Linked DNA regions of Homo sapiens: regions 2 and 3 are each linked to region 1. Evidence: chromatin loops called from intact Hi-C (ENCODE). Cell type or tissue: heart right ventricle. All regions are shown on one strand.

The links. Peaks named below come from ENCODE experiments on the same cell type or tissue, not always from the same donor. Only the 100,000 strongest peaks of a DNase experiment are listed, where the experiment ranks them.
Region 2: a loop joins it to region 1, with 2.5 times the contacts of the local background. A loop is called at or near these places in 17 of 110 quality-filtered maps.
Region 3: a loop joins it to region 1, with 18 times the contacts of the local background. A loop is called at or near these places in 34 of 110 quality-filtered maps.

The regions. Positions count from the first base shown.
Region 1 is chr1:178,029,502-178,033,501 of GRCh38, reverse strand. CRYZL2P-SEC16B (CRYZL2P-SEC16B readthrough) reads left to right here. Exons shown (of 32, transcript NM_001356506.2): 4 at 417-475; 5 at 1,007-1,072; 6 at 1,842-1,951. It also overlaps the pseudogene CRYZL2P. Among named protein-coding and RNA genes, the nearest start is that of CRYZL2P-SEC16B, 6.5 kb to the left of the region's middle. In heart right ventricle, CTCF peaks have their summits at 1,303 and 1,506 (motif pointing left); a DNase peak (open chromatin) is centred at 1,481; H3K27ac peaks cover 1,886 bases.
Region 2 is chr1:177,957,898-177,961,897 of GRCh38, reverse strand. It overlaps CRYZL2P-SEC16B (CRYZL2P-SEC16B readthrough), which reads left to right. Exons shown (of 32, transcript NM_001356506.2): 12 at 164-308; 13 at 959-1,107; 14 at 1,495-1,556; 15 at 2,923-3,058; 16 at 3,536-3,766. It overlaps SEC16B (SEC16 homolog B, endoplasmic reticulum export factor), which reads left to right. Exons shown (of 26, transcript NM_033127.4): 6 at 164-308; 7 at 959-1,107; 8 at 1,495-1,556; 9 at 2,923-3,058; 10 at 3,536-3,766. Among named protein-coding and RNA genes, the nearest start is that of SEC16B, 10 kb to the left of the region's middle. RefSeq lists an enhancer at 1,604-2,105. In heart right ventricle, a CTCF peak has its summit at 2,003; no DNase peak of the experiment used is centred here.
Region 3 is chr1:178,191,057-178,195,056 of GRCh38, reverse strand. The region is part of intron 1 of RASAL2 (RAS protein activator like 2); the gene reads right to left. Among named protein-coding and RNA genes, the nearest start is that of RASAL2, 99 kb to the right of the region's middle. In heart right ventricle, no CTCF peak of the experiment used is centred here; a DNase peak (open chromatin) is centred at 2,189; H3K27ac peaks cover 1,038 bases.

The DNA.
Region 1 (4,000 bases):
ATAAACACAGTTCATGTCCTTGAGGGCCCTACAGGCCAGCAGAAGAGACTTGAAAACAGATAAATAAATAGGATGAACATTGTCACTGGGGTGCTATAGGAGGTCCCAGTGATTAGGGTCAAAAGTACCTGTGTACCTGTGATTCTCTGTGCTTTTGCACATTCTTGAAATTTTCATTTGTGTCATGGTAAGATTGAGACTGCTATAGCTTCCCAGGTTGTGATGGTGAAATCTTATGTTTACTTTCCTGTGCTTTGAGTATAACACCTTACCTCTCTACCTGCATATGGAGAGGAGGAGGGGCACCTAAATCCTCAGCTCCGAAAGCTGTTGGAATAGCCTGTCGATCAGTGTTTTCTCATCTCCATGGTGTTGTGTTTTACAGATAACCTAATCTTTAAACAATATGTTTTTAGGAATGGACTTTTCTGGGACAGTATTGGAGACAGGCACAGATGTCAGGACAGTTAAAGAGGTAAATTAATTGAAGTCTAGGGAATCAATGTATATGTAGCTATGAAAAATATGCTAACTTCATTTGTAGCCAAAGGGTCTTGCTTCTACTGGCTTTTGCCTGCAGACACCAAAGGGAAACCTAACTAGAAAGGTAAGAAACAAAATTCTTTCTGGGGAAAGGAAGTAATTGGAAGTTCCTGGCTTCATTAAACTTTTCATTATGAATAAAAGGCGGCACCTCAGTCTTTAACCAAGAGGACAGAGAATTTGATTCTCTTGTGAAATTAAGAGTGGGCTTCTAATTCAAATCAACCTTTCCCTTACTCTCTCTCTTCGTCTCAAATGTGCTCACTCAAATTGGCTTCACAGCCTGGTGGTGGTATTGAGAGAGTTATTATTTTATTTACTAAACAGTAACTCTGAATAATTAAGACCAACCTGTGTCTTATGGAGTCAGAGATGTGCATTTTTTTTTCTTTTTTGATTAATTCAGGAAAAGGAATGCAAGGTCATACATTTGCACATATCCTTAATGGTATGTTTCCTTTAGGGAGATAGAGTTATTGGCACAAGAAACTTTAATTGTATGGCTGAAGAATGCGTCACTGACCAGAAGGTATCTGTACCACTCAAGATTAATGGTTGAAGATGTTTTTTCTCCTTTGTTTTTCTTTAATTTCCACCTATCCCTCATTCCTGTCTTCCCCTCTCCCTCTTTTTCTTTGTATTTATTTGGTCATGTCTTGTTTCTCAGCTAAGCACTTCATTTTTTCAAATGTTAAACTCCTTCTCTTCATTAATGTGACAACACTTTGCACAGAGCTTTGTTTGCATTGAGTGTTTTAATGAAGAACAACATTTTGTTTTCTGAGTCCTTGAGCTGGCTGTTCATTTGGACTAGGTAGTTTTAGTAGAAAAGCTGGTTTTGGGCATTGAGCTGGATGTAATGGGCTTCTCCCAGACACAAAGCTTATGAAAGAGATAGCCCTGGGAATGGAGCCAGCCAGGGTAGTCTAGCATGGTTGTGCAGGGTGTGAATGGTGCCCCCTGGTGGTGGACAGTACACAATTGTCCCCACCAGCTTTACTGAGGTAAAACTGACATACCAGACCATTCACCCATCACAGTACAGTGATCTGTGTTCCATTCTCTACCTGTTGGCTCCTTTCTGAGCCAGATGCTAGCCTTGGGGTTTTGAAGTCTGATGCATTCAAGTTCTGAAATCTGCTACAGCTTGCTTAGTTTTGACTTCCACTGGGCTTGGTTATGGGCAAGTGATTCCCTTTACAAATCAGTCACTGAATCAAATCCTAATATTTACTGAGCAGCCTTTACGACTTAGGTACATACACTCAATCTGTAAGTCACTGTTATCTCTTTTTTAGGACCTGTGGCAGATTCCAGAAAAGGTCTCCCTATAAGAAGCTGCTGTCCTCCCTATAACTTATGGCACTGCGATTTTTGCTCTTGAGCATTGGGCCCGTACCCAGCCTGGGTAAGGACTGTGTAGATGACAGAAGGCTAGAAAGTACCCTTCTCTTGATATCAGAAGTGTCCGACAAGGCCATGCCCCACCTCTTCCCTTCCCTTCCCTTCCTTTTGGCTGAGGAAAGGCCAAAGGGAGGTAGCCACTTGAGATTGGGGTTTTTTGACTGTGAGGACATCCTTCTGTCTGAGAGGAGATGATAGGCTGTGAACTTGGCCATTGTGAATTGGAGAAATACCTCTCTCAAATGTGACCGCCCTGGAGATCTCATAAAAGTATTAAAGTGTAGATAGTTGGTTTATTTAAACCCATTTCACTCTGAGTTTATTAGAGGCCTATGGTATTTGTTTCTGTGAGGCCTTGTTGAGTGTGTCAGATGGGACATTTCAGGAGAAAAGGTGCTGAAGTTTGACTCTTTACCTGGAGCATACGTACTACTTCTTGATCTTTTCAGAGAGGTGAGACTCAGAATTGCTTCAGAGAGGTGGGTTTAGTTGAGCAGTGGCCATTACATGCTCATCACCTTGTAACATTGGGCAGTATCTAATATGAGAAGGATTTTAAGATAGAATTTCTGAAGAATAAATTGGAGTGGTAGCTCAAAGGAAGGGTTGCCACTGATATGAGGGAGAGGCTACCTAGAGAGATTCAGGAATATTTTTCCTGGGAGGTCTTCAAAACTGAACCCAATTAGCACTAATCTAGAAGTCACATCCGTAAGCTTACAGGGTGGAGAACAGATGTATATGAAGGTTTGAATGAAACGACCTCTAACATTCTTGCTTTAAAATGTTCTGTTTCTAAAATATTTGTGAAATCATATTACTGGTTGACTTCTGAAGGTTTCTGAAGTAGCATTCATCTTTCTTTGGCACAGAGTTGTTTTAGTGACGGCAGCAGCTGGAGCCACAGGCCTTGCAGTGATGTAGCAACAAATGTTCTTCAGGCCAAGGTTATTTGTATGTTAGAGTCACCACTTACAAAAATCATAACTCCAGTTTTCAAACATATATTTATTCAAACAATATATTCATTCATTGATTAAAAATCATGTGCAAGGCACTGGGGATATAAAGTAACCCAGAGCAGGGTCTTGCCATCTATTCGCTTACAGACTAGGGAGGGGGCCTAGAAGCAAATCACTCATCCTTCCAGCTACTAGACCCTGGCAAGGTCTGACCCACTTCATGCCTTCTGCACATGCTATTTTCTCTACCTGTAATTCTCAGAGCTGTCGTTCAGATTTAAACTCAAATGTCATTTTTTCAGAGAAGTATTCTCTGTCCCTCAGTCTAGGTGAGGCCCCTCTCCCTCCTCTGTATATATGATTTCATAGCACCTTCTACTTCTCTTTCATAATACATAGCTCAGAGTGTGGTTACTTGTGTCCTTATCGGGTTATTGTCTCCCTCTTACTGGATTGTAATCCCCATAAAGGCAGTGACAGTGTCTCTTTGGTTCATCCCTGTAGTCCTGCACCTAGCATGGTACCTAGAACATAGTAGGCCCTCAAGAACTATTTCTTAAATGAATGAATGAATAAAATAATGAAAAAAGACTTAGGTCTCTTCAGAAGTATCTTTCTGAGGCTGTGAGTGTTGGAAAAGGGGGATTTCTTGGAGAAGGTGGACATTTAAACTGACTTTTAAAGAATTGGTAGCAGTTGAATAGAGGAAGAAGGGAAGTGAAGGCCATTTCAGTGGTGGGAGGACTTATTAGAAGATAGAGAACTAGGAACTAGCATGATGCATTCAGAGAATTGCAAATAGTATCTCTGGAGCCAGGGACCTGGGGGGAAATGGTGGAAGGTGGCTCTAGAGAGGAGGGCAGAGATAAGATCACGAGGCCCTTGTGTGGGGCTGAAGAATTTGAACATTTATTGGAAGCTATTGAGAGGAGTTGAGGATTTAAAGTAGGGAAGTGACATGATATTTTTGCATTTGGAAAAGTTCACTCTGGTAGCTGTGGGGATGAGGGATAGGGGAAAGGTCAAGGGTAGTCTGGAAGCAATAGGACAGGCTCTTGGAGCAATCTGAGCCAGGATTAGGATAGGCTACC
Region 2 (4,000 bases), 72 kb after region 1:
GGTCATAATATATCCTTTGGCAAATGCCTATCAACTTGATTATCTCTTTTTATCCTTTCAACACATCCACTTTCACCGTATGTATTTTGTTTCTTTGAAGGAACGCTTGAGAAGACCAGCTCTCTGAAACTTCTTCCTGTGTGTTTTTGTTTTTAACTTTCAGCCATCATTGGCTAGTGAGTCCAACCTTCTCCAGCAGCGTGAGTCTGGTCTCAGCTCCAGCAGCTATGAGCTCAGTCAGTACATCAGAGATGCCCCGGAGCGGGATGATCCCCCAGCTTCAGCAGCTTGGAGTCCAGTTCAGGCTGGTGGGTTCTAAAATGATCAGAAGAGTTGATTGAATCTGATGTGGAAGGGCTGGGTGGCAAGTCTCTGGGAAAGTCAGCCTTACGATGGATCATTGTCCACCTCATTTGCTTATGTAGGTCACCTGGGCAGAGAGGTCAACTTTGGTTCCATTTTCTCTCTTTTTGCTTGTAATAGTAATTGCATCATAGCTGATTCCTGGAAGGGAACACTGCCCCTATCCATTATCAAGTTGGGAAAGGAGGCACTCAGTGGTGCTTTTAAGAAAGGGAAGACCAGAGAGAATTAGGAAAAGCAAAAGCAAGATGCAAAGCTTCATTGCTTTGTCTGGATGTAGGAACTTTGTCATGAGTATAGAGGCCATGAAAGCCAGAGACTCCTTGGCCTCTCAGCATCACTGAGAGTCTGGGCTGAGAGCATTATCATTTGGACTGAATCATCAAGCCCACGCATTGTATTCTGACACCTTCTCAGAGGCTTAAATCTGACTGGAGCAGGGAACATGGGCTTCTTCTAATTACACAACCCACCCAGAATCTTATTTTGGTTCAGGCAGAATTTGGGCAGAAATACATCTGTGGCATATTCCTAAACTAAAGAAAAGTGATGGAAGTAACGCTAACAATGTCCATCTGTGTCTGTTGGTCAGAAGATGTCTCCTCAGCTGGTCCCAAAGCACCCATGAAGTTCTACATCCCTCATGTTCCTGTGAGTTTCGGGCCAGGAGGTCAGCTGGTGCATGTAGGTCCCAGCTCTCCCACTGACGGGCAAGCAGCCCTTGTTGAACTGCACAGCATGGAGGTAAAGAAGACCCAGTGTCCCTGGAATGCTGGCACACTGCTTACCCAACTACTCCTAACATGCTTACCTTGCTTTCCTGTGCCTGAGCCGGGGCATCTCCAGGAATGGGATGCTCTTGCGGGAAACTGGGCCATGTACCCCCTGGATTAGGAGGGTGCAGGAATGGGTGGGGCTCTTCTCTGAAAGAATTGATGCTACAGTTGTGTTTTTCCTGAGATGTCAATGTCTCATCTTTAGCAACAAAATTCACTTTTTTCTTTCTGCTTTCTCCACAAGGCCTTGAGCCATATCCTAGCCCCACGGCCTTGGGGTCTGACACTAGACTTGACTGAAAGGGGCCTAGGGTGGCCACAGTCTTAAACACAAAATCTGATTGTTTTATTCCAGGTTATTCTTAATGATTCCGAAGAGCAAGAGGAGATGAGAAGTTTCTCAGGACCCTTGATTAGGTATAGTGCTGTAAGAGCTGCTGAGTAAGGGCTTTTGAAACCTAGAAAATCTTCCTGCCCAGATCAGCATTTTGGAGATTTGTTCTTGGTTTCCTTGGAAAAAAATATCTGTCCTTGTTGGAGTGGAATTCTCTGTGCTGCAAGATAGAACCAGATGTGGCCTGAGTCATTTTGACAAGCCATTCAATAGTTGAAGGACAGAAAGAAAAATTAGCATGACAGTTTAGAAATCTAAAACCAGTTCCATTATGCAGAGGCTGCATGGTTGGAAGTTTTAGCATTCCGTGTGCTTGATAGATGTTAGTAGAAAAGTGGAGCATCGCCTGGGAAGTCACTGACAAGTGGATCATAGCAGAAACAATTCTTGTAACAGTGGCTTTTTCCTGGAGAGGTAAATAAGATCGGCAGTGTTCAAGTTACAGAACAGTGTGCAAGTGAGCCCTCTGCAGTACTGAACTAGGACTGCTTTTAAATGTCTAGTTATATTTCTGATAAATGTAACTCAGGGCATCTTTGTTGAGGAGAGAGTCCTTGCTGGATGACAGCCCACGTGGGTCTCAGGCTCAGGCGTCTTACTGACTAGGAATACCATGGTGGACAGGTCAGTTAGCCCTCTCTGAACCTTAGTTTTCCCCTTGAGAAATGGTATAACACCTGCTCTCCCTACCCGAGGCTTGTCTATGAGTCTCAAGTCAGATTATGCACATGGAAAGTATCATCACTACTATATAAATGTATTCCTCAAATGGCATTTGACGGTTCCCTCAAGTAAAAATGAGTGTTATCTCTTTCTTACAAACAGGTATACAGATATGGGGCAAAAAAGCGAGTTGGGTATTCAAACACTGGGGTACTAAGCCTAACTTGGCTTTGATGTTATTGGATAATCTTGAGCAAATCATAATGCCAATCATATTGATCACTTAATATATGCCACACAATTTTCTAATTCCTTTTTGTATGGAGGTAGGTCCTTTTACTGTCCCTATTTTAGGGGACAAAGCTGAGGCTCAGAGGAGGTAAGAAACTTGTCTAAACAGAGAAGTGGCAGAGCCAGATTTAGATCCAGGGTTGTCTGACTCCAAAGTCTGCTTTTACTTGCTTTCCTGTGCAGTGACTTCAGGTCTCTGAGCCTCTGTTTCTTCATCTATAAAGGGGGTGCATGAGAGAATCTCTGAAATTTCTTCTTGTTCTATAAGAAAATAACTATCCTATAGCTATAGACTCATTACCTTAGCCCTGGCTTGTCAGATTTCTATCTCAATCACAGCCCAGCCAGCACTTGCACACTTAGGAGGAGCCTGGGGTCCGAAACAGGGAAGTGTCTGCCTGCTCACTCTTTGCTCCCTAAATTTTTTCCATGTAGGGAAGATGTACATAAGGTGGATATTATGACGTTTTGCCAGCAGAAAGCAGCTCAGAGCTGCAAATCTGAGACACTGGGGAGCAGAGACTCAGCTCTACTGTGGCAGCTCTTGGTTCTCCTTTGTCGCCAGAATGGGGTAAGTTCTGTTCTGGTGGGAGAGCAGGTGCAGGCTGAAATTTAAGTCTTCATGGGATAGATAAGATTATGTTTATGACATGATTATGAAAAGCAATATTAAAGAAGCCACAAATTGCCCCAAGGGAAAAAATTGCTCAAATGTCAATGCGAGTTTGCTAACGCAGATCTTCCCTGATGATCTTCTTCCTTGGTCTGGGAAAATTGTACAGTTTCTGGGTTATTGCACCAGCCAGATAATATACCTGTGAAATTGTGAATGTTTCTGGTAAGCTTTATGGCTCCTGACAGGCAGAAAATAACCATGATAGTGATGCTGAAGTCTGAAATATAGCAATCTAACAAAGGACTGCCTTATGTTTGCATAATTGGCTTCCATGTGAAGAAGGCAGGCTCCCTGGTGCCTTCCTTCTCCAGCTGGGGCTGCCAGCCTGAGGACTCATAGGATTCTCCCCAGATGATCCTCTTTGCCTTACAGTCCATGGTGGGGTCTGACATCGCTGAGCTGCTAATGCAAGACTGCAAGAAGCTGGAGAAGTACAAGCGGCAGCCCCCTGTGGCCAACCTCATCAACCTGACCGATGAGGACTGGCCAGTGCTGAGCTCTGGGACCCCGAACCTGCTCACGGGAGAGATCCCCCCCAGTGTGGAGACACCTGCGCAGATCGTGGAGAAATTCACTAGGCTGCTCTACTATGGAAGGAAGAAGGCAAGTATGCCCTTCCCCCATACTTATTTTGAAAAAGCAATCACCATCCCTCTCCACCACTCACCGCTGCTCAAATTATGTGAATAGTATATACTCATTTCAGGGAGGATGCAAGAAGTTCGGAAAGACAGAACAAAGAAAATGAAAACACCCATAGTTCTACCACTAAAAGACAATGAACTATTAAATGAAATAAGCCAGGTACAGAAAAACAAACATCACATGTTCTCACTT
Region 3 (4,000 bases), 160 kb before region 1:
GAATTGAATTTGGTTTTAAAGTAAATGAGGAAAGCAAAAATTAGATACATTCAAAATTACCCTTCAAAATTCTTAAATCACTCAAACTACAGTTTCAAGATAACATCTCTTACTGGATCCTTATACAACTATTTTTATTTTTATTTTTCATCATTTGAACATGACAAGTTGAACAGTAAAAATGGTTGGGCATGTTATACCAAAACTATCTACATTTAAAATCATTCTTTGTGTCAGGTGCAGAGTGTTTGGTCATTCATCGGAGGAGCATCTTTTCTTTGCTTGGTGACTGCAGAAGCAGTGCAGCAGTTGGAGAAGTGGCCTAAGACTTCGGCGTTGGGTAAAAGATGGCCCAAACCAAATAGACTGCTAGTAAATCCACTGGTGAGGAAGCCTCCTGCAAACAGCTAGCCACTAAAGCTTCCAGGAAGAGCAGACTCCTCTAACGATGGTAAAAACAAAACAAAACAAAAAAACAAAAAGAAAACAACAACAACAACAAAAATCATAAAAATGCATCACTACAGGCCCAAGACCTTGGTGCTTAGAGAAATTCATCATTACCGGAAATTGACCAAGCTTCTCCTGTACTTCCAGAGGCAAGTGAGGCATAGTTGGTGGATGTGTTGGAAGACACTACTCTGTGTGCTATCCATGCTAAGAGATGCCCAAAGACATCCAGTTGGTTTGCTGGATATGGGGAGAGAGAGTTTAAGTGAAGGCAGTTTTTATGGAGTTTTGTAGTAAATGCTGTAAAATACTTTAATTCATGACATTTTTGTAAGAAATGACTTATAATAGCTGCATTTATACTTAAGTCATTCCATATTTCACTCAAATGTGAAAAGTGACTGTTCACAGGCCTCAGTAATGAGATGTTGCTCAGGAGTGATAAGTTGCTAATATACAGAAGGGATGGGTGATAGTTCTTGTTCTCATGATGTATGTTTCTATATGTTAATGAGCTGCTGGGTAGATTTTAAGGCACTAAAATTGACAAATAAATGTGTACAAGTCCTTTGGCAATAAACTTAGTTATGATTTGATCCAAGTGTTTAACGATTGGGCCTCAGTTTGACCATACATCACAGTGATAGAATGTGGGCTTTTTCAAGGGTGAAGATATGTCTTAACCACAGTGTAACTTAAAGCTTCCTAAAACAAAAAAGTCTAGTTGGTATCTACAAAATACACCATGTGCATTTGTAATAGCTAGCTATTTCATACATTATAGTGTCAACATTTTAAAATTAAATGTTTTATATTCACCAAAAAAAATTCTTTGTGTCAAGTACTCGTGGTAAATTATGTTTAAGTTTCATGTATTATGAGGCAATCTAAGTGTTTAGGTACAAGGAAAAAAGGAATAACTCCGTTCCAAACAGGACATTTAAATCTAGGTAGGGAAATAATATATCAACTACCTGTGCTAGCTGCTAAGAAAGAACAGGGTGAAGGAGGGAAAGAAAGAAAAGGAAGGGAAAGAAAAGAAAAAACTTTTTTTTAAAGAAAGTTTAAAGAATTTCCAAATAGAATTAAGTTTTACAAAGCGTCATGTCATAAAATCATGTCCTCAGTTTTTCAAAAGTGCTGATTTAATTTTTATTATTTTCAATATAAAAATTCATTATATTATGAACAAAAGTAATTTATTTTACTGTTGCAAGGCTTTCCCAACAAATAATTTTCCAATCAGAAAAAGGAGGGTTGGGGCAGAAAAGACAGTTTGTTATTTATTGTGGTCTTTAACATTCAATAACCTGACTTGCGTTTATCCTATGAACCATATTTAAAGAGCATTATGCTGCTAGGAGATAGAGATAAAATACACCAGAAGATTATCAGTCAATGTTTGTGAAGGAAAATCAACAGATGTAATTGTCACATGAATCCACACTGATTTATTTGTCATGGCAGAAAAACCTGAAAATTTTGGGATGAGTTCCCTCAAACGTGATCTAGATTTAAATATATTTTTTTCGCTGCTTCCTGTTTCGCTATGTAAAAATTTGACCCTACTAAGAGCCTTTGTTTTTTTAAAAAAATAATTTCCCTGATTCTCTAATTGTGACTCAGTCTGGCTGTCTCTATCTGCCTTCTGCCAGGGATCGGCTTCTCTGTGGGAACTGGAAATGTGCACATACCCAAGAAGTAATGCAAGATATCTCACTTTCCCCAGGGGCAGTGCCAACAACCTAGGACTTCAGACTTCTGTACTTCCTTCCCCTAAACCAGTGCCTTGGAGACAGAATGCAAAGGAAATAGCTGGCCAGACTCAGAGGAGGAAGTACTGAAAGAAATATATTCATTTGCCTACTTAGATACAGATCAAAAACTGAAGAAGACTGTAGGTTGCTAAATTGCTTACCATCTTCTTCCCTTTTAGACTCGTTTCTACCTTTAGAAGCTAAATGTGTCCATTTATTGAGAAGTTGATGAAGCTAGTTCAACATCACATGTATGTGTGTGTGTATATACACACATACACTAATGGTTTGTTTAAAGAAAATAAATCTACTTCACATTTATATAGATGTGTCATCTAAAACAGCTGTCCTAAGCATATCCATAGACTGCCTCAGAAGAAACACAGATTTGAAAAGCATTCTGTATTTGAACACTTTTAATTTTAAAATAATTTATTCATATTTTTAAAAGTTCTTCGTTCATGTGCTATTGCACTTCTACCTAATGCATTTTTTTGTCTTTTAGTTAATTTCATGCATTTCTCTTTGTACTCTCCAAGGTGCCTAACAGAGTAGATAATAGACTGTCATCAAATATTTACTGAAATAAAAGTAGTATAACAAGATACCAAATATTAACAGTTGGAGGGACAGGGAAAAGAAAAAAGATAGCACAGAGTACCACGAAACTCTGGGGGCATTAATTTTCAACTCCCTTTCCCATCCCCACCTCCGACCCCCTCACTGTTAAAAATTATTTAAATCAGCATTGCTAGCAAGTTCTCTTAAGGGGTCTTGAGTTTTTATTTAGGTCCATATGCTCCTTCACCTCCACAGTCTGTGTTATACAGTTATGAAATGTATGCATGTGTTCAGGTGTCTATCAAGGGTTATTTTTATAATAATTAGATTCACATAAGTCTTTTGAGACTGAGAAACTGTCTTTTCTTTCTGCAAAATGAAGTTTTCCTTTATCCAGTGTGTGTTGTTATTAAAGCCTCAGGATTTTGCTACAATTCATTCGTTTTTTATTTCATTCATTAAATAAACATTTACTTATTGTCTGTGTGCCACAAACCTTTCTAGGTCTTAAGGACTATTTTTACATTTTCTTTAAATGAAATAAATGAATTGATATCACAGTTGCTATACTAGAGGCCCTTTGGGGATACAGCAAGATTATAGGCTAGGAATTACCCAAGTCAGCTTGGGAAAGTCAAGGAAAGCTTTGAAGACAAGACAGCATTTGAAAGTAAGCAGAAATCTGTACTGAACAAAAGCTAACGTGTAAACGGCAGAGAAAGAAATTTTATTTCATATAATTTCTACTGAAATTCGTGCAACCCAAAGTTTGGTTCACAGGCTTCTGATGATCCACAAACTGTTACCAGGCTATGTCAAGATGGATATAATAATAGAGGATAAGTATTTAGAAACCTTCATTGCAATTTGACAGTAATATTATGTCTGTTGAATCTAAATTTTAAAATTATGGCTTGTTTTTGTATGTGTTTTTTTTTCATTTATCTATTCATTTATATTATATTTAACAAAATTATTGGCTCACAACATACTGAAATTTTTTAAAAGCACATACAGTTTGAGAAGTGCTATTATTAACTGCGTCTAATTCTGCCTGTAACTCTAAAGTTGTTCCCACTTTTAAGCTCCTTTTGAGTTCTAGAGTGTATGCTAAGAGGTTTTTCCACTGACTTCAGGAAGAACCTTCTATCATTTGGATGATTTTAATTAAGGATCATGCTAACAATTCAGCTAGGCTGACCGAAAGCATCCTAAGTATCTCTCAGTGGAGT